6 separate regions of the Homo sapiens genome follow, and regions 1, 2, 4, 5 and 6 are each linked to region 3. The links are chromatin contacts, found by Hi-C or POLR2A ChIA-PET in ENCODE. All regions are on one chromosome and are shown on one strand. The core of a region is the stretch at or near the end of the contact, and the rest is flanking DNA. Distances in the headings are between cores, read along the strand shown.

Evidence for each region. A loop is a pair of places that touch in the nucleus more often than their neighbours do. ChIA-PET counts read pairs that join two places held with the same protein, here RNA polymerase II (POLR2A). Pooled maps may share reads with other maps.
Region 1: a map of naive thymus-derived CD4-positive, alpha-beta T cell shows a loop between it and region 3 (14-fold over the local background). The contact joins the promoter of MTERF1 here to the promoter of PEG10 in region 3. A Hi-C loop is called at or near these places in 1 of 168 maps with a recorded cell type or tissue (naive thymus-derived CD4-positive, alpha-beta T cell) and 6 of 50 pooled maps. POLR2A ChIA-PET finds 5 or more read pairs at or near these places in 1 of 52 experiments (PC-3).
Region 2: a loop to region 3 is called in a map of CD8-positive, alpha-beta T cell, with 11 times the contacts of the local background. The contact joins the promoter of GATAD1 here to the promoter of PEG10 in region 3. A Hi-C loop is called at or near these places in 2 of 168 maps with a recorded cell type or tissue (CD8-positive, alpha-beta T cell and naive thymus-derived CD4-positive, alpha-beta T cell) and 7 of 50 pooled maps.
Region 4: a loop to region 3 is called in a map of CD8-positive, alpha-beta T cell, with 7 times the contacts of the local background. The contact joins the promoter of CYP51A1 here to the promoter of PEG10 in region 3. A Hi-C loop is called at or near these places in 1 of 168 maps with a recorded cell type or tissue (CD8-positive, alpha-beta T cell), 1 of 37 single-sample maps with no recorded cell type and 6 of 50 pooled maps.
Region 5: a map of CD8-positive, alpha-beta T cell shows a loop between it and region 3 (15-fold over the local background). The contact joins the promoter of AKAP9 here to the promoter of PEG10 in region 3. A Hi-C loop is called at or near these places in 2 of 168 maps with a recorded cell type or tissue (CD4-positive, alpha-beta memory T cell and CD8-positive, alpha-beta T cell), 2 of 37 single-sample maps with no recorded cell type and 9 of 50 pooled maps.
Region 6: a map with no recorded cell type shows a loop between it and region 3 (22-fold over the local background). The contact joins the promoter of KRIT1 here to the promoter of PEG10 in region 3. A Hi-C loop is called at or near these places in 1 of 37 single-sample maps with no recorded cell type and 7 of 50 pooled maps. POLR2A ChIA-PET finds 5 or more read pairs at or near these places in 1 of 52 experiments (OCI-LY7).

Annotation. Positions count from the first base shown.
Region 1 is chr7:91,879,276-91,882,616 of GRCh38, reverse strand. MTERF1 (mitochondrial transcription termination factor 1) reads left to right here and starts at 1,915. Exons shown (of 3, transcript NM_006980.5): 1 at 1,915-1,960; 2 at 2,504-2,562. The coding sequence starts at 2,534. LOC112267986 (a long non-coding RNA gene) reads right to left here and starts at 1,815. Exons shown (of 2, transcript XR_002956514.2): 1 at 1,753-1,815.
Region 2 is chr7:92,445,429-92,448,825 of GRCh38, reverse strand. GATAD1 (GATA zinc finger domain containing 1) reads right to left here and starts at 1,344. Exons shown (of 5, transcript NM_021167.5): 1 at 848-1,344; 2 at 1-74. The coding sequence starts at 1,096. RefSeq lists an enhancer at 175-224 and a silencer at 655-1,424.
Region 3 is chr7:94,654,619-94,657,719 of GRCh38, reverse strand. It overlaps PEG10 (paternally expressed 10), which reads right to left and starts at 1,395. Exons shown (of 2, transcript NM_001172437.2): 1 at 1,129-1,395. The coding sequence starts at 1,133. SGCE (sarcoglycan epsilon) reads left to right here and starts at 1,587. Exons shown (of 11, transcript NM_003919.3): 1 at 1,587-1,730. The coding sequence starts at 1,622. RefSeq lists enhancers at 143-192, 1,462-2,239.
Region 4 is chr7:92,132,890-92,135,845 of GRCh38, reverse strand. It overlaps CYP51A1 (cytochrome P450 family 51 subfamily A member 1), which reads left to right and starts at 1,369. Exons shown (of 10, transcript NM_000786.4): 1 at 1,369-1,673. The coding sequence starts at 1,482. It overlaps CYP51A1-AS1 (CYP51A1 antisense RNA 1), which reads right to left and starts at 1,283. Exons shown (of 3, transcript NR_122110.1): 1 at 764-1,283. RefSeq lists enhancers at 381-1,207, 744-1,403, 1,774-1,823, 1,984-2,033, 1,208-2,034.
Region 5 is chr7:91,938,925-91,942,194 of GRCh38, reverse strand. AKAP9 (A-kinase anchoring protein 9) reads right to left here and starts at 1,333. Exons shown (of 50, transcript NM_005751.5): 1 at 1,048-1,333. The coding sequence starts at 1,095. It overlaps LOC124901698 (a long non-coding RNA gene), which reads left to right and starts at 1,344. Exons shown (of 2, transcript XR_007060431.1): 1 at 1,344-1,531; 2 at 1,631-2,345. RefSeq lists enhancers at 1,043-1,192, 1,231-1,792 and a silencer at 1,393-1,502.
Region 6 is chr7:92,244,352-92,247,576 of GRCh38, reverse strand. KRIT1 (KRIT1 ankyrin repeat containing) reads left to right here and starts at 1,663. Exons shown (of 19, transcript NM_194454.3): 1 at 1,663-1,787; 2 at 2,406-2,675. ANKIB1 (ankyrin repeat and IBR domain containing 1) reads right to left here and starts at 1,603. Exons shown (of 20, transcript NM_019004.2): 1 at 1,058-1,603. RefSeq lists a silencer at 1,168-1,557 and an enhancer at 1,488-1,782.

The DNA of each region.
Region 1 (3,341 bases), core at 666-3,165, 2.8 Mb after region 3:
TCCATGCAGAAGGAATATAGATTTTAGAAATTCACATTTTAAAAGCCATCTCCAATTTTTTGGGACTAATTTTTACCTGGAGGAATTGCAGTAAGTAGTTTACTTAATAGATAGACTGATTATTAGTATTTTAAATTCCCAAAGATAAATCTTTATCCTTCTAAACCAACAAAACAGAGAGTTAATTAAAAACAAAGTGACAACAACAACCCAACTAGGAGTAGTCAAAGGGGAAGAGTGATGGTAAAACGTAATTGGTTCATTGGCATAGAAATGGGATAAACACGCCGGGTGCGGTAGCTCACGCCTGTAATCCCAACACTTTGGGAGGCCGAGGTGGGTGGATCATGAGGTCAGGAGATCGAGACCATCCTGGCCAACATGGTGAAACCCCGTATCTACTAAAATACAAAAAAACAAAAAAACAAAAAACAAAACAAAAAAATTGCCGGGCATGGTGGCACGCGCCTGTACTCCCAGCTACTCGGGAGGCTGAGGCAGGGGAATCGCTTGAACCCGGGAGGCAGAGGTTGTAGTGAGCCGAGATCGCGCCATTGCACTCCAGCCTGGCAACAGAGTGAGACTCCGTCTAAAGGAAAAAAAAAAAAAAAAAAGAAAAAGGAGAAAGAAATGGGATAAAGAAAATTCTTTTTCTTTCTTGAGACAAGGTTCACTGTGTCACCCAGGCTAGAGTGTAGTGGCACAATCACGGCTCACTGCAGCCTCAACCTCCCAGGCTCAGGTGATTCTCCCACCTTAGCCTCCCAAGTAGCTGGGACTACAGGCACCTGTGACCACGCCTGGCTAATGTTTGTACTTTTTGTAGAGATGGGGTTTCACCATGTTGGCCAGGCTGGTCTCGAACTCCTGGCCTCAAGCCATCCTCCCGCCTTGGCCTCCCAAAGTGCTGGGATTACAGGCATGAGCCATCGCGCCCGGCCAGAAAATTACATCATTAGGCTTGTACATGGAGGAGTTAGTAATGCCTGAAATTTTTCCTCTTTGTAGAATTCAGGGTCAATCCTGTTGATCCTGTGTTTTTTTAAGGACCAAATCACCATCGTCTCCTGAGGATAACTCGACAGACACAATTAATTCATTAATGTAGATATTATCTTTCTTTTGATGGTCACAGGAGAAGTGCCTTGAATTGAAGCTTTATCTCTTCCATTGTCACCATCACTAGGCAGGTGAGGCTGACAGGACCGCGTGGCTTAAGGCAACGCCTCGGGAGGGAGCAAAAATGCATCCACTGTGGAGATGAGGTTTCGGTTGCCTCCATTCTTTAAATAGCGCAAACCCTCACAATGTCAAAAGAATCATATTTGAATTCGAACTGCAAGTAAGGAAATCGAAGTATACTAGAATTGATTTCCAGCCTGAAGGCGGATGCTGAATTCAGACCAGCAGTGACACTCCAGGATTTCCACGGTAGTTCATTAAAGGAGGAGAATCTGGGACTAAACAGACAGAGTCTACACCCGCTTATCCTGCACCAAAAAACGCCGAGATGTTCATCGGCATCGCGTTAGTCACATTAGCAGCAGCAATCGCATTATCAAAAACTGCAACACGCATGTAAATAATAGCTACTTTTCCACCACGTGTCGTCGGCCGGCAGTGGATGCCCCCTGTAGGATCCCTATAAGATGCCTTACAGTTCCCCACGGACATCTGCCCAGGCGACTGGGAGTCCCAGGCCCCACCCCACCCTCCAAACCCCTTCTTTGGCGTTCAATACCCCGCGCTCACCGCGGTCTCTTGCTGCCCCCTGCCAGGCCCCTAGCGTCGGGCTGCGAAGGGCTGAAGTACCGCCACGAGGGGGCGCAGGACCAACGACATCACCTCTGCGCGCGACCCGAGGCCGGAAGTTAGTCTTTTCCACTTCCGCTCCTCCTAGCCGCTCCGGACCCCAGAGGCGGAAGTAAAAGCGAACTACAGTGGATGGGTGCAGTTCAGGGTGAGATTGGGAAGGTGGTGAGGCTGTGCTTTCCTTTCTTTTTGTTAAGAAGTGGGTGTGGGTGACTGCTGTACAGTGCAGCCCTTTGCAGATTTGTCTTTGGAGGAGGAAGAGGGATGGAAAGAGCCTTCGGTGTGGAATTACCTTGGTTTTGAGTTAAGAAAGACCCACCTGGGTTCGAACCCTAATGCTTCAGCTAGCGAAGGCAGGCTAGTATGGGAGCTCGGCGCTGTTTCAGATTTTGTAATTTTAAGGCTTATGCCTACCTTTTAAATTGTTGTGGGGAGTAAAGCGAGACAATATATATGAAGCACTTAGCTTTGGTACAAAACGTATTCGTGATTCCGCTACCTTTTCCCATCATATGTAGGCATGTACTTGCCGTTTTCTTTTCTGTATGTCTGAGAAATGTTGTTTGCAAGAGGTAATGCATCTCACGAGAACATAATGCAACGAGAACGTTAGCTGGGATCGATCTCTTATTTTGTATTAGGAAGGCCTGAAATATTTTGCCTTTTTTTTGTGTGTGTGTGTCATTTCCAGAGATAGCTGTTCTCCAGCCTTTCTGGAGGGATGCAGAGCCTTTCCTTAGGACAAACAAGGTGAGAAATGCATGTAAAGATCTCCAAACTTAGCTTGCTGTATCAAAAGAAGACCAGCTGGAATGTGGTATTTTAGGGCCAGTGATTAGTTATTTCCATTAACAGCCTTTTTAACAGGCCAGTTGTGGGGCAGAGGCGAACGTAAATCTTTTTTTAGACCCCTCATACTACAAGCATAGAAATTTTCAGTGTTTGTTAAGTTTGAACATTAGCCCTTTGGATAATGGTTTTGGTTAATTAAAAAGTCAATTTGAGAAATAGATCGAAGTCAATTTTTGAATAGGTACCATTTTTGAAATTTGTACGTGAGGAAAGTTGCTAACTTTCTTGTATTAGGCTATTTAGATGTTCATTTACCCTACTAGATATTATGAGTATTTTGAATGGAGATCCGTTGCTAAGAGTAAAGCATCATGGAGAATTTTGAAGTGTGACTTTTTTGGTACTAGAAACCGAAAAATAGATAAAGATAATTTGTATTTTCCATTGTTTTTCACACCAAAGGCCAGTTTTACTTGTTTAAATTTTTTCATCTGACTGCAAAGTAACACATATTCATTAAATAAAGTCCCAGTATTTCAGAAGTAGTACATAGCCTCTAATAATCTTTCAGAAATAAGTGTCATTCCACTTTCCCCCTCTGTATATATTAACGTCCCCCTCCCCGCCTTTAATATACATGGCATTATCCATACTGTTAAGCAGTTTGTCATGTAGAATATCTGACATCTTTTGATTGCAGTAGATCGGCCTTTATTTTTGGCACCTTTATAGTATAT
Region 2 (3,397 bases), core at 95-2,594, 2.2 Mb after region 3:
TTTTCAGCAGCCGGAGCAGATTTGTATTTAGTGTTTCTGAGCCGAGCAGACCTCCTGTGAATTTCCTGCTTACTCTGTTACACAAACAAATTAAAGAACAAAAAGAGAAAGAAGTAAAAAGTGCATAAAGGTTGCAGTACAATCATCTTACAAGGATCCCAGAGTATGTACTTTATAAGAGCATTTAACAATTAAGATTGCCCTTTTGCTTTTCAAGAGAAGTAATTACAGCAACTAGGCTAAGTAAAACCGGAAGTTCAGCACCCGGAATCTCGGAGCTCGCTGGACAGGCGTCTCCAGAGCCTCCAAAAGGTGTGAGCTGCTTGTAATAGGGCAGGAGGCGGGAGTAGGAGTCAGTCTTGACCAAGACAAACACTATTCATTTGTTGTGTCTACAATAGAGAAAAACACTTAACAACTTTACTCCCTAAGGCCAGAGAACGTAGTAGGTTATGGCGCCCCCTGCAACGGAATACTTAAGCTGCCATTTACAATAATGACATAATAATCTTACTTCATAACCTGATATGACAAAACCTTTAACAAGGAATGAGGTCCAGCGCCTGCATTTGTGGCATGACACTGTATACGACTGTGTAGACATGTGTATATTGAGATTTTCTTAAGGGCTTTACATCTTGGTTCTTATTGCTTTGAATTTCTTACAATAACAGGTGCTTCGGAATGGGCCAAACGAAAGATCTCAGTAGGAGGTGGGGAGGGGCGTTCCAGCCAGCAGGAGCACGGCGATCGGGGAAGCCCGCGCCCGCCCGCTCCCAGCCAGCCCGTCCCCGCCCGCCTAGCACCTGGTCGGCCTCCGCCGGCGGGAGGGGCCGGAGGAGCTCACCTGCTTGCCGCCCCCGCCCCCGTTGCTCTGCGGAGGGGTGGCGGAGGTGCTGGCGAAGGTCGCCGCGCCGAAGCCGCCGCCGCCGCTGCCCCCAGTCCCTCCAGCCGCCCCCGAGCCTGCGCCCCCGCTGCCCGCGCCGCCCCGGCCAGTGCAATGATGGCAGAGGATCTCCCCCTGCGCTCCCTTCTTCCACATGGAGGACGACGTGGTCTTGCATACGCTGCAGGTGGGCTTCAGGCCCAGCGGCATGGTGGCCGGCTCGGGCGGCCCCCGCGGGCGCAGAGACACGGGAATGGCGGACGGTAGCCCGGCCGCCCCCTGGTCGGCCCGCCACTCCCGGCGATAGGAAGAGCGGTGAGAGCGTCGGCACGGAGCTGCCGGTGAAAGGACCAGGCCGCTGGCGCTGCCCCGTGGAGGCGGGAAGCGGGTTCCGCCGGCTCCGCAGGCGGAGGCCAGGATTCCCTGGCCCGAGGCACTGGGAAGCAGGACTGGGAAAGGGATCTGGCCGGGGTGGGGGGGACGCGGAGACTTCCGGCGGTGAGCTGGCCCCAGGGCCCCGCAGCCCGACCGCCTGACCGGAAGTGCAGCACCCGGAATTACTGGGAGCTTGCTGCAGTTCCGCTTGCTGTCGCCTAGGGGCAGGGTTCTCAAACTTTTTGGTCTCAGGCCTAGAATTTGCCGGGTAAAATACAGGACGCCCAATTAAATGTGACTTTCAGGTAAACGACGAACAATTTTTTTAGCGTGAGTGTATCCCATGCAATAATGGTTTATCCGAGAGGCGTTTAACTGGGGGTCCTGTATTTTTATGTGCTAAATCTGGCAATCCAGGTCTGGCGTGGTGGCTCACGCCTGCAATCCCAGCACTTTGGGAGACCAAGGCCGGCGGATTACTTGAGCTCAGGAGTTCGAGATCAGCCTGGCCAACGTGGTGAAACCCCTTCTCTAATAAATATACAAAAATTAGCCGGGCTCAGTGGCGGGCTCTGGGGTAATCCCAGCTACCCTGGAGGCTGCGGCAGAAGAATCTCTTGAGCGCGGGAGGTGGAGGCTGCAGTGAGCCAAGATCGCGCCATTGCACTCCAGCCTGGGGGATAGAGTGAGACTCCGTCTCAAAAAAAAAAAAAAAATCTGGCAATCTTACTTAGGAACCCTTTACACTCTTAAAAATTATACTTTGGACATCGCCCTACACCTCCCCCATGTCTATACTTTTGTTTAGTTGAATTCAGAGCATGCCGTTTATGGACATCGACAAAGGGTTCAGAAAATGCCATCCACTGACATCTATGTATTAGAAATTGAAATTGAGACATTTTACAGCCTAAGATGTCAAGCGCACATTCTTCAGCCGTTGGATAATATCGTTGCAAATCCTGTGGACTCTGAAGAGTATACCGATTAGAGAATGCGGAGAAAATCGAATAGCTGGCTGTTATTCAATTCAAAACTGTTGGAAAACAGTTTTGGCTCTGAGGACCCAGCAGTTGACAAACAGCAGGCCTGGGACAAGAGCAGTATGAGAAGTCAGATCGCCTCTTTTAATGTCACTAGTCAGTACAGGCCTCGCCAGACAAGTCTCTCCTCAGCCTCACTTGGAAGAACATGCCCTCTCTTCATGATCCTGGGTTTCCTAGACTTAGTATCCTTGGAAAGGTCTTGATGAATATATTGTGGTGGGAAGCAGTGGGGAGAAACAAACGCCTATTATGTCACAAAACCACATTTAGTGCTTATAACAACCTTGGAATGAGATATTATCAGATTTTACTGTTAATTGGTGATCAACGGAGGCACTTCTATGTGGACTGGCTGTCATTATAGCTGCTGCCCTTGGCACCAATTTCGAGGAGGGCTTTGGAACAGCCCTCTGGGGTGTGGGTTGTGGCTCAGTCACCTCCCCTCTAAATCTCAGTTTCCTTAACAGTAAAAATAAGTTTCCAGGACTGTTATGGGGATTAGGGCCAACTGTAAAAGTGGCTGAGGAGACTAGGTAAAGAGTGTTGTCTCACTTTAGAACAATGCTGAAGGTGTTTAGAGCCTGCCATCCTAAAATATGCCACTTTGGCATACTGATTCTTCTGAGCCAGAGGCAATGGAGCAAAAACAGATGCAGGGAAGGCTGTCTGACCACCCTCTTTCTGTTTGAAGCGGAACATAAAAGTTCCCTTGTGAAAGGTGCCCTTTCTGTACCAGGAAGAGGAGAATATTATTGCCAGAGGCAGAGTTGCCACTGAGAAGAATCTACAAACAAAACCTTACAAAAATTTGTAACCCATATTTTCCATTAACTTTCTACATACGGTTCTTCGTCACTTTCCCACAATTTGCCAGCCTTAGCCCAAGCCCCTTTGTCTTGTCACATCCCTGCAATTTATTATTTTTTGTTTAAAAGGACATATAAGCTTTCGGGCCTAGTAACTTCTATGGGTCTTTATTTTTCTTACAAAGCCTCCTGTGCATGTACAAAAATATTAAAACTTTTATGCCTTTTCCAGTAAATCTGTCTTATGTTAGTGTAATTCCCATGCCCAGCTACAGAACCAAAGA
Region 3 (3,101 bases), core at 146-2,645:
GCAATCCACAGATCCAATTCCCCCGCCATACTCAGCAAACCCACAGTTTCCACAAACTGTTGCTGGACGCTGATTCGCGCCACCACAACTACACCGCCACTTCAATCAAGCACAAGTAGGCAGGCAGCCTGCTCTGCCATCACCAAAAGATTCCCATTTCCACTCCAATCAGTGCCCCTCCACTCCACTGCTATAGCGGGAATGGTGTGGGCAGAATGTTAAACACTAATTTTTGCCCGGGGCTCCATTTTGTCTACCAGCACCATCATGCGAGAACCGTCCTGCAGAAAAATAGAGTGGGAGCCATTCCAAAAGGTGAAAGGGTGGGGTCCTGCTCCAAGAAAACAGAGGAATTGTACTCCGCAGCTCATGTCCCACTACGGCTGCTTTATTTGTAGCGCAAACGGTCTGCAGCTCCTGTACCTCTGCAGCTCTTACCACTTTGTAGTGCATCTTAGGTGTGAATTGTTCCGCAGCTCATGTACCTCTGCAGTTCATGTGCCTCGCAGCGCAATGAAGCGCTGTTGTCGGGCTGGCTAATCGCATCGTTTTTGTAGCGTTTTTTGTAGTGCTACTCTTCTGCAGCTCAGATTTTGCAGCGCATGTAAAGCGCAATTCAGTTTTCTGTCTGCAGCTCCTATATCGCTGCTCCTCGTTCTGGATTGTAGCGCCACTGAAGCGCCCATCCGTCAGTTTGTGGCACATAAAGCGCCCATCAGTTTATAGCGCAATGAAGCGCCAGTTGTAGCTCCCATCAGTTTGTCGCCCGCGTGAAGCGTGCTTGTAGCGCATCTGAAGCGCCAGTTTGTAGCGCATTTGAAGCGCTTATCTGTTTGTAAAGCATGGCACTTGGTAGCGCATTTGAAGAGCAAATTGCAAATCGATCTATAGCTCCTGACCGTCTGCAGCTCATCACTGTCCGCAGCTCATCTCTGTCTACAGCCCGTATCTGGACTTGGTCCTGGAAACCCAAGCCTTTAAGGCTTGGTTTCCCCATTTGTTTTGGGGTACAGCCAGTGAAGGCGTGACAAGTTTTGCGTGGAGACATTCTGGGGTGCTACTCCATCTCCCGCAGCTCCCGATAAGCACGGGGAATGAACGTGATCTTTAAAAAAAAAACGTCCTCACCGCATACTCACCACGCGAGGACTCCTCTGCGAAGACAGGAAGGATGGGGTCCCACACCTGAGCCAGGCGCGGTCTCCACTGGGTGCTCCGCAGCCCGGAGTGGCTCCGGACGACAGCCCGCTCAGCGGACCTTTCGCCAGGCTCGGTGGACCTTCTCCGCTGTTCTCCTCAGGGCGCAGTCAGGTTTCTTCGACACACACCAACCGAAGTTGAAGCGCGTGTACCAGGAGCGCAGACTGTGAGCCTTATATAGGTTGCACCGAGGAGGGGGGCGCCAAATCCCAGCGTGCTCCGCGGGCTAGGGGGTGGAGGGGGGTGCGGGGATGGGGGATGGGGGTGGGGGCGGTGGCCACGCTGCAGTGGCCCGCCGCTAGAGGGAGTACGGGATTACCGAGGGGGTGCGGGATGCTGATGCTGAACTGGCCAAGCTGGGAGGGAAGAAGAAAGGGAGGGGAGGGGAGAATCGAGGACGGACGGCCTAGCCAGGCCAAGAATGCAATTGCCCCGGTGGTGGGAGCTGGGAGACCCCTGTGCTTGGACGGGACAGGGTCGGGGGACACGCAGGATGAGCCCCGCGACCACTGGCACATTCTTGCTGACAGGTTAGTGGCCTGCGCGCGACGTGGAGGTCCCGGGGCCAACAGGCCGCCGCCTCCCCCTCCCCCGCTCGGGTTCCGGGCGCCTGAGCGCGCCCTTTGGGCACCAGCCTCTCTTTCTGTCCCGGACCCCACCGTACCCCTCCTTCAGTACACCCTGTACCCCATTTCCCCGGCCCAGCTTCTCTCTCCCCAGGCTTGACCCCTGGCCTTTTTTTCCTCTCCGCGCCCCCGCGGGCCCCTCCCTGCTCTGCGGGCGCAGAAATTCCATCTCCAATTCCTGTTCCCAACATCCCCCTCCCCGCCCAGCCCCAGGGTAGTCCTCTCCCGATCCCTGTAGCAAAGAGCTGGGGGTCGTTGCCTGTTTTTCTGGGGGGCCCGTTTCCCCGCGATTGGGCTCTGCGACCGCGATGCGAGCCAAAGGAAATGGGTGTCAAGCTGCGTCCCCGCTACACAAACACATCTTTTTTCCTTTTCTTGATAGTGGTAGAGAACACAAAAATGTGACATTTAAAACACCGAATTTCCCCCTCTTGCTAAGTGCATTTCTCGGTGACGGAAATCTCGGTTTTCTTCGGTTTTACGGAGCAGGGAAGCGGAATCATGAAATGCTGGGAGCTAAACAGGGCGTTCAGGTCAGGGTTAACCCCGGCTGGAGGCCAGAGATGCTGCCGTACCGAGTGCGCTATTTCCAGAAACCAAAACCAATTTAAAACAGCTGTGGATGCTTCCAGTGTGTTTGGCGGGCTTTGAAGGCTCCCAGCTACCGACTTTTGGTGGCGATTACGAGGTTTACACAGAGACCTTGCTTCCCTTGCAACGTTACATTTTCCTAAATCTTGTAGGGTGAATGAATGCGTTTAGTCACGGCAACCGCACGTTTAATCCTTTCCAGCGGGTTGCCGAGATTCGGCCACAAATATTTGCGTGCATTTGTACTATGAACATATATATTTTATGTCAGGGAAAATTGCAGTGGCTGATAAGACGCTAAAATTCTGATGAGGAAGGATGCTAAATAAAACCTTAACGCGGATTCCCATCTAAGCGCCTCAGTGTCAGGTGCTTGGGAAACTGACAATCTGTTGATGATCTTAGTAAAACAAGTTTAAGTTAAAAGGGAAAACCAAATTGTCTACAGCTGAGTTAGGTTTCTGAAACACAGATGAAACGCTTTCATATTTGAAGAGCAAAATTGAGCACATTTTAGTAACATTGCTACGGATTATTTTATACTTGGAATATCAATAAGAATTTGACTTATTGTCATAACAACGTTGCAGACACCGCACTTTAAAAGAGAGCCTTTCTAGGAATAAACAAAACTGTAGCCCATTTACTGAGATTTTACTTTTTATTAGAAAATGCCCACTATCC
Region 4 (2,956 bases), core at 120-2,619, 2.5 Mb after region 3:
GTTGGGAGTTACGTGTTGCATGAAGTGTACTTGCAGAAGCAAGAACAAAGGCAGTAAATTACTCTTACATTTGTTACACCATATGTCTTACGTCCTTGGGAATACATGCTTTTGTAACACTTGCTAATCAGTTTTGTGACTTTACAGCAGCGCTAGGGAGGGAAGCAAGAACTCGCTGTGCCTCAAGGAATGTGAAACGATGGAACACAGATAAGCCTCTCCACGCATAGGGGAGAAATAAGCAGTTAATATACTCTTAACCCAGGCCTTGGGTAGGGGAGGTGCTATATTACATTCTACCTCAAAGGAAAAGAATATACTTCTTGATTAGTATACTTATAAAATTCATTAATTTCCCTTTCACTGGATATTCCTACTAATTCCCCCAGGGCCTTGCAGTTTTGTCTCATTCGCTGCTCTATCCCCTAGCTTAGCACAAAACCTAGTTCTTAACATTGATTAAATAAATGAATCCGGTCAGGTGCTCCCGTGGGTGATCTGGAAGGAGTTAAATTTGGTAGTCATGGGAGACGCTTCTGTGAAGCCATAGGAGCGAAGATTGATTGTGGCGGCAGGACTGAACTCAGCTTCTGAATCTTTCTAGCCGCTAAACCTACAGACTAAGTGGCGTCCTTGGGGAATGCTGCCTCAAACGGCTCGCGACGTCCTAAAACATGTACATTTATTTTGGAAAATCTGTTTTCGTAAAACCTAGCATACTTAATCACCAACATTTGTTAACTTCATGGTGGCATATTAATACCTGTCAGGTTGATTTTAGTTGGAGTGGGACGGGGCTGACCTCACCGTCCTACCCTTCGGTATGAGGCCGGCGTCTTCACGACCTCGCTTTTCACAACCCCAGTCCCCGAGGGCTTATTTGGGGCTGTCGGAGTCCCCAAGACGTGGCCCCGGAGAAGGGTGAGGTGCCACAGTTCGAGGTGCCCCAGTACCCTGCGTCCGGACAGGGGGCGGTGCTCACGCCCAAGGCCCCGCTGACGCGATGTAGGCCGAGATCACCTCAGGCGCTCGCGGTGCAATCACAGAGCGCGCCGTCGCCGCTCGAGCTCGCCCTGAGATCCCTCCGCTCAGCGCCTTCAACGCCGTGTCCCGGCACCCCGCACCCGGGCACACAAAAAACGGGTCGCCCGCGATTCTCAGGGATTGATCGCCTCTTCAGGTAAGTTATCTTCCGGCCCCGTACCACTGTGCCACAGGCGCAGCCCGCTTCCTCAGGTGCCCTATCCCGCGCAAGAAGACCACGGCTTCACAGAGTGTTATTTAAGGGGCGTGGCCAGCGGAACATCCCGCCCCATTCTGTGACGCACGGGGTGGCGCGCGTGGGACCCGAGGGGTGGGGCTGGGTTTAGTAGGAGACCTGGGGCAAGGCCCCCTGTGGACGACCATCTGCCAGCTTCTCTCGTTCCGTCGATTGGGAGGAGCGGTGGCGACCTCGGCCTTCAGTGTTTCCGACGGAGTGAATGGCGGCGGCGGCTGGGATGCTGCTGCTGGGCTTGCTGCAGGCGGGTGGGTCGGTGCTGGGCCAGGCGATGGAGAAGGTGACAGGCGGCAACCTCTTGTCCATGCTGCTGATCGCCTGCGCCTTCACCCTCAGCCTGGTCTACCTGATCCGTCTGGCCGCCGGCCACCTGGTCCAGCTGCCCGCAGGGGTGGTACGTACATTCTTTAGGGTCTGAGTGGGGCGCGCGCCGCAGCTGAGGCGGCCGAAGGGCTGGCGTGGGCGGCTCCGTGGCCCCGACCGGCTCAGTGGATGGCAAGGGCGGGGGCGACTGCGGCCATGCTTGGCGTGGCTTTGGTGGCAGGCGCGCTGGGGGCTGGAGTAGTGGCTGCGGCGGCGGCACTGCTGCTGGTGGCGCTGGCTGTAGCACCCGCCATTGCCTTGTGTTGGGGGGCGGTGCTGGCCTCCCCGGCTGTGTATCTGATCCTAGACGGGGTCGTGGTTGCGGCATTTGTGGTTGTAGCGGTCTGTACTGACCGCAGCAGTGGTGCCCCTAGTGGCGGTGGCTGGATTGGCGGCTGTGGGTTTGAACGACCCGGTGGTCGTTGGGGCCCTTGGTGGGGGTCCTGACGGAGATGCTGTTGGCAGCTGGCCCGTCATCCTGGAGGCTGCCCTGTGTGGTTCAGTGTTCTGTGGGCTGTAGCAGTGCCCCTAATGGTGGTTTATACCCATATTAAGGAGGATGTGTAGAGTGTGGTAATGGTAGTGACTGGAGTGTGGTAAGGGCCTTCCTCTGATGCTAATAATGTAACAGTTTCTCGGCCGGGAGCAGTGGCTCACGCCTGTAATCCCAGCACTTCGGGAGGCCGAAGCGGGCGGATCACCTGAGGTCAGGAGTTCCAGACCAGCCTGAACAACATGGAGAAACCCCATCTCTACTAAAATACAACAAAACAAAACAAAAATTAGCTGGATGTGGTGGCACACGCCTGTAGTCCCAGCTGCTTGGGAAGCTGAGGCCCGAGAATCACTTGAACCTAGGAGGCGGAGGTTGCAGTAAACCGAGATTGCGCCACTGGACTCCAGTCTGGGCGACAGAATGAGACTCCGTCTCAAAAAAAAAAAAAATCATTTTCTTCAATTTAACAGCCTTATTAACCTAGCTTTCAATCTCCCAAATGTTATTTGATTGTGCCTTTTACAGTCAGCAATAAGTAGCTTTTGAAAACTACCCTTTTACTGACAATGCAATGTACAAACTTTTGACCAAGTAGCTTTTAAAATAATTTTTGTTTGAACCATACCAGGCATAAGAAAGAGTTATTTATTTATTTATTTTTTTCCTACACATGGGATCTTTAAGGAAATGATATTTGTCTCTGGGAAGACAAAGTTACTTTTAGTGTTTAAAGATAGTTCTATTAGCTGAGGTGTACTGTGAGGTTGTGGTGCTCCTTTCTATTTGAGACCACCAGAGAATTGAGGAGTATTACCCTT
Region 5 (3,270 bases), core at 84-2,583, 2.7 Mb after region 3:
AAGAGAGGAAAAACAGTTACCTGTAATACAATTTTTGTCCAAGTATGACTGCTAACAATTATCTCTAAAAATAATATAATCCATAAAAGAAGACTTCATTGAAGGGAGGAAGGGGGCTTTTGAGCCCAGACAAAATATATGCTCAAATATGTAATTTTTAAAAGAAATATGCTACGCAGCTTATATTCTGTATATGTTAAATTTCTCATGAAGCCCAATGAACGATGCCTGTGTATAATTGTGTATTGTATTGTTTGCTTTACAGGCTTTTCCATAACCGTTCACACACACACACACACACACACACACACAACCAGGATTCGCCAGAGAGATATATAACAACTAAATTATTTAAAGCAGGAATTCTATAGGTGTTGGCATATGGAACCTTTCGGTCCTCAGAAGTTCCATTCACAGACTGCATTAACATTCCATAGGACACAAAAGCGCATGCCATGACAAAGACCTTCAAGTACAAACATACAAAGACACGCTTCTAAAAACGCCCCTAAAGCCAAGTTCACAGCTGGCACTTGTGGCACACACAAGCCACTGCTGAGACAGCTGTCACAGGCCAATCACACACACCCAAGAGTGCCAGCGTGCTACCTAAGGAAGACAAGCTGATGATCAGCGCACAAATCCCCAACCCAATAAAGAAAAGCCCTAAATCCCCACCCTGGAAAGCACAATGCCTGCACCACCCAGAAAACTCCTTAAAAAAATGAAAGATCGGAGGTTTAGAAGCAACTAAACACTAGTTTACAGCAATACAGTAAAAGGGGAGTTTTATTTGGACATTCACGAGAAAGGAGCCACAATATTCAATCCTCGCGGAAGTATTATCAGCTAGCACAAGGCTTTGTCCCCCAACTGGAAAAAGGGGAAAGGAGGAGGGCGAGGAGAGATGCAGACCCTAAGACCCTGCAGCACCTCCCTCTCGGGCAGTGCACTGGGGCTGCGGCGAACTCCGCTTCCCAGGCCCCCTCCCACCCCGTGCTAGCCACCGCCTCCCACCGCAGGCCCGGTTGCCTCGGGCTCTCCTACCTTGGCTTTGCCGGCCTCCAGCTTCTTCTGTCTCTCCTCGTCCTCCATGGCCTCTGCAAGGAAGGCAGGGGAAAACAGGGGTTGAGGGGTGGTTGGGGATAGAAAGGAAAGGTCGATTTGGACGGAGGTGGGACGGCAAGCTCCACGGCCTAGAGAGCCGATTCGGTCCGGCGCTCCCCCGCCCGAAGTGGAAGCAGTCTCCGCGCTCACTGGCGGATCGTCCTCAGCCGCACGGGAAGCGCCGTCACCGCCGCCGCCGCCGCCATCTTCGTCTCCACGTAAACACACGGCGAGGCGGGAGGGGCTGGAACGTCTGTCCGCGCAGCCGCCTCGTGGGCAGGTGCTCCTGGGGTGCCGCCCCGGCCCAGCCCTCCGGGGTCAACCCTTGCCAGGCCTGGGACCTGCCTCCTACCAGCGAGGATCCCGCCGTAGAGAGCGCCCTTCCCGCACATCAACGGCTCACAGGTGGCGGCCGAGCTGAGGGGTAGGAGAGACGGAGTGTGCCAGAGGCTCCTGGCCTGACCCCCACCCTCCGTCCGAGGAATCCACTGCTATTAAAACATGAGTTTTTTTTTTCCTTCAGGTTACAAAACTAACACACCTAATGGTGAAATTGGCGAACACCTACAAGCTCCAACGGAAAAGTTCCGGTGGGGGGTGGTGGGGGGGCGGACGCCAGGTTTTCTACCTACATTAACTGCTTGACTCAAGAATTATGAGAGCAGCTAATTGCTCTTATTACTTCCTTAGCCTGAAAAGTCCCTCCCTCTTCCCTCCACTGGTTCCCACTCAATCTCCGGTTCATCCTTATAGTCCCATCGCACACGCTGCCTCCAAATGGCTTTTCTGACCTCTTGTTCCCTCCACGGCAACCGAGACACATCCAGTCAAAACTTAGTCCCCTCCCCCGACTCTTTGGGGCTTCCCTTTAACAGTAGTGTTCTGAAAGGAGCCTGAGCTTTAGAACCTCGGTTAGGGACAATGCCAGACTACACTAACTTTCTAGCGTTAATGACAAGTTACCTATCCTCCCTGAGCCTACCTGGAATTTTTGGAAGGGTTGTTAATATATGTGACTGCCCTGACATATTAAAACGTCCTGAATAATGTCAGCTTTATTTCTCCTTGGACTTCCTTTAAGTACCCTGCACCATATTTTAATAATTTGTGTGCGTCTTAGTTCAGCTCATACTCCCAGCTCCTTGATGACAGAGACTCATCATAAGTCTTGCTCATCTTGGCTTTACTAAAATGACCAGCACAGAGCTCTGCACTCAATAAACGCTTTTTGGATTGAATTGAGCAGTGTTTATAAATTTAACATTACTATCTTTCCTTGTTTCCCCGACATGTGCTCCCTCAGTCCTTTGTGTTCGTCTCCCTGCCCTCCAATGCTCACATCCATTCCTGGAGTGAACTACACATTTTAATGTCTCTGGTTGATTACTCAGATTTATCATGTTTCTCCGTTGCTTTGAGCTAGGTTGGACTGAAAAACTAGCAGTTGTGAACAAAAAATAGGCTAAAATGAGTTCAAGCGTAGAAGTGGTGTTAAGTGAAAAATTGAGGTTAAAAAACAAAAAAGGAGATAATAAAGACCTTAAGTCTACCACAAACTGAAGATGAGTTTTAAATAGCCCTCATTTAGAAATCTTAGCTTTAAAAAAGATTTTTTTCTTAAGCTCCGTAATGCATACATTCTGCCAACTTCTAACAGCCAAGTGCATATTGTCCTGTTATCTCAACCTGAATTAGGAACCAGGTAAAATTAGACATTTTATCATAGGGATGAAAGAATTGAGGCAATAAGTGATTTACTTAGTCACCCATCAAATTAAGAGTAAGGACTAGAACTAAGTGTTCTAATAGTGCAGTGATTTAAATACTGCCTGGATTGAGGGATTATGAGTGTAGATGCTGATTGCCTAGGAGGGGGAAGCCCCAGGGTATCCAAAGCTATTCCTGTTTGTTAAAGGATACTGCTTTCTCGGTGACTAAATAAGTCAGCTGTTTGTAGGTGCTGAGAATGTTCAAGAATACCTTCCAAAGCAACAAGATTATTTCAATGTTTCCTTCACTGATAGCAGCCAATCATATACATGTCTAGTTTACATAATGGGTGCTCAATCAATGTTGAAAGTTAGATTTGTGTTAACTTCTATTAGAAGAGCAAGCATTGGGCACTAGTGTTCTGACTCTTCCTTATGGCACCTATTCTGTCAT
Region 6 (3,225 bases), core at 414-2,913, 2.4 Mb after region 3:
TCAAAAATCTGAAAATATACTTTGAAGACATTCACAGTTTAAGCAGCAGGAGGGTCATAGGCACCAAGGTGTGTAACATCTGTGAGTGGCTGATACAAAAAAAGATTTCTCTGGAATTAATGATTGAAAATAATTATCAAATACAATCTAATATGATCTTTAAACGTCTGTCTCAAAAGCAACAAAGCAAAAGCTTGTAACAAAGCAAAACCTTCCAATACACAGATTTTTACACCTTACACATACCCACATACTTCACAAATTAAGAACTAGATGAAAATTAGAACACTAAAATTTAAAGGTATCTAAAATACACTATTTGAAACAGCAGACTCTTATCTTTACATTTATCTGTCAGATCTACCAGTAAAGCTCTTCTGAAATGGTCATTCCAATACAAGATTGTTCGATATGCCATTCCGTGTGAATAGAGCTTGGGAGACTAATTCTCAAAATCTCCTCAGGAGATGCTTTATTACAGCTCTAGTTTCAATTTCCTGCGACTCAAACAGCTACGTACAGAAAAACAGCTCATACATACGGAGAAGAATAAGAATACAGGGGAGCGCTCCATTCTTTTGTTTTGGTGGCAGAAGCTGCAAAAATAAAGGTTCACTGGAGCCATCTGCACCTATCCCCACCCATCACAGCCCTGCAGAGCACTTTTACCCATCCGCTTCTCAAGACTCTCTCTAGCCCCCGAGGTCGGCAGAACCCGTGGCTTTCCACGTCTCAAAGGATGGGGGTGGGGGGGAGGCTGCGAGGAAGGACACAGATCCTTTGAGGACAGAGGGACAAGGAGATGCATCCAGATGGGGAGGATGGGACGCGTCACGGAGACCCGGAGGCTTGCAAATTCGCTGGGAGAAAAGCCCTGTAGGGCAGAGAATGCTGCCTGTTCAGGGATGGGGACAGACAGAACAACAATGCTCCAAAACAGGCGACAGACACACTCCTAGTAGATCCGGGAGGGTGTGAAGTAGGTAGCTCTGAACTCGGAGCCACAAATGGGTAGAGGCAGCCTCAAACACATCTGTACCGCGAAGCTGAGACTTACGGTTACTTCTCTCGCTGAGGGTAAGGGTCGGTGGACCCAGCAACTCCGCAGTTCCGCCTCCGCCGCCCCTGCCTCTACAGCCGAGCTGGTGACCTCAGGTACCCAGCCCGCCCCACCCACCCGGACGGTTGCCCCTTCCTCGCCGGCCCGGGTGCACCCGCCAGGCGGAGGCTGATGTGGCCGAGGGTGCGCACTGGCGGCCCGCGGGAAGCGCTGCGTGAGCCGAAGGCGCCCGCGGCGAGGCTCAGACTGGGTGGGCGCCCCCCATCCCTCTCCGGCCGCTGCGCCGCCTCACTCGGGGGAGGGGAAGAGGGGGCGGTGGCTCTTGCCTCCGCCTCGCGGTCAAGCCCGGCTCATGTTCCAGCCTTGCGCGCTCGCAGCCCCGGCCGCCCTCTTCCCCTCCCCCGCCTCCGGCTCCGGCTCCGGCTCAGCCGCTGGCACCCCCACCGCCACCACCCTAGTCTCCTAGTCGCCTGCCACCAGCCCCTGAGAGACTGCAGGTCCAGTGAAAAGGAGCAGGAACGGCAGCAGCCCGGCCGCCGACCCGGAAGCTCTTTCACCGCCAACCGCGAGGCTGCAAAGGGTGTGAACCCGGAAGCGATTTCATAGCCACGGTAACGGCGGGGTGGAAAGCTAAGGCCTTTGAAGACCTGGGACCCCGTAGTTTCGGGAGAGGGTGAGGGGTGAATGGTGCTGAGGTGCGAGGAGAGGGAAGGACAGTAAAGAGCAGGTGGGCAGGAGGGTCTCCGACTCCAGAGACCTGAGCTTTTGGGGCGCGGGTGGGAGCGCGGGGGAACCCTCAAGACGGCTTTCTTTTGGCGACTGAGGGTTTTTCTGCCACAGGAAGCTGGGCCGGGCTGCTGTGCCTGGGAGGAGGGAAGGAGGAATGAGAAAGCGGTGACGGTCCCTGCCCCCCCTCGCCAGGTGACTGTCCCACCCATTTAGTTGAATGTAGCGGCCAGAGAGGCACTCGCGGCAGCCCGTACGGGTGGGACCTCTCGGTGTCCTTCGGGAAACAGGAGGAGCAAGTTCGACTCCAGCGAGGGAAAACGGAGGTGGGAGACTGAACCATCTCCACATCTAGTTGCCCCAGGCAAGGAGTTTATTTTTCACATGTAGTTACAGAGAAACCATAGCCACTTTTTGGGTGGAAACTCTTTGAGCAAAGAGGCTTACGTTTTTCCCCAGTAGTGGACGTTGACGGGTGGTGGCGCAGGAAAAAACCTCCCAGGCAGAGTGATTACGTATTTTTGTCATTGCAGGGAAAGGGATTCACAGCTTGTCATTCTAACTCACTTCTCCCCCTGTAACTCACTTCTCGCCTCTACACTTTTCTCCACCTTTTAAGGTTTTTGGCTTTCATCGCTTTTTCTACATGTTTTTAGCCTCACCAGAAGTCTTTCATCTCGGTGGTCCAACTCAGGATCTCAGCCTCATTATTTTCTTACCCTTCTGGAGTGCATATGTGCCTTTACAGTTTCTGTTTGCAAACGCTGTCTAGCATACTAAGAGGATGTTAGCAAACCTGTTCCATGGACACTAAATGGCAGTTGTACATCTCCCCTCATCAGTCATAGTGACAACCAGAAATGCCCTCCATATTTTCCAGTGATCCCAGGTAGGTGCCACCCCCCTAATTAAGGACCACTTCCACTGCTTTATTTATAAGATCTTATTACTTAGGGAGCATATTATCATTTGTGCCTAACATTTTCCAGAATGGAGTGAGCCATATAACAAAATGCCACGTTTCCTGTACTTATTCACTTGAACCCTCATCTCAGACTCAGTCTAAACATATTGCAAACTCTAGTTATACCTTTCTTGTATTTTAGTTCAAGCTACTCATTTTCTATCAGTTTGTCTGTGTTTCTCCCTTAGCAGTTTTACCTTCCTATGTTAGTTACTTTTGTTATTTTCCTGTTAAGCCTTTGTTTCCTTCTTTCATGTCACTGGAAGAATGTAGATTTTAAGTAGTCAAGTACGAATAGTTCTTGAAAATGAATTTTAAGAATATTTTGGGGATATGGTAAAAAAGTATTTGGTTTAAGAAAACAAAATACTGTTACTGTCATAGTTATGTCTTTTTAAAATCACATTTGTTTACCTTTTAAAAGTTCAGGCTTCTGTGCAGTATTAATTAAATATTCTAGAGAAGTGATGAGTAT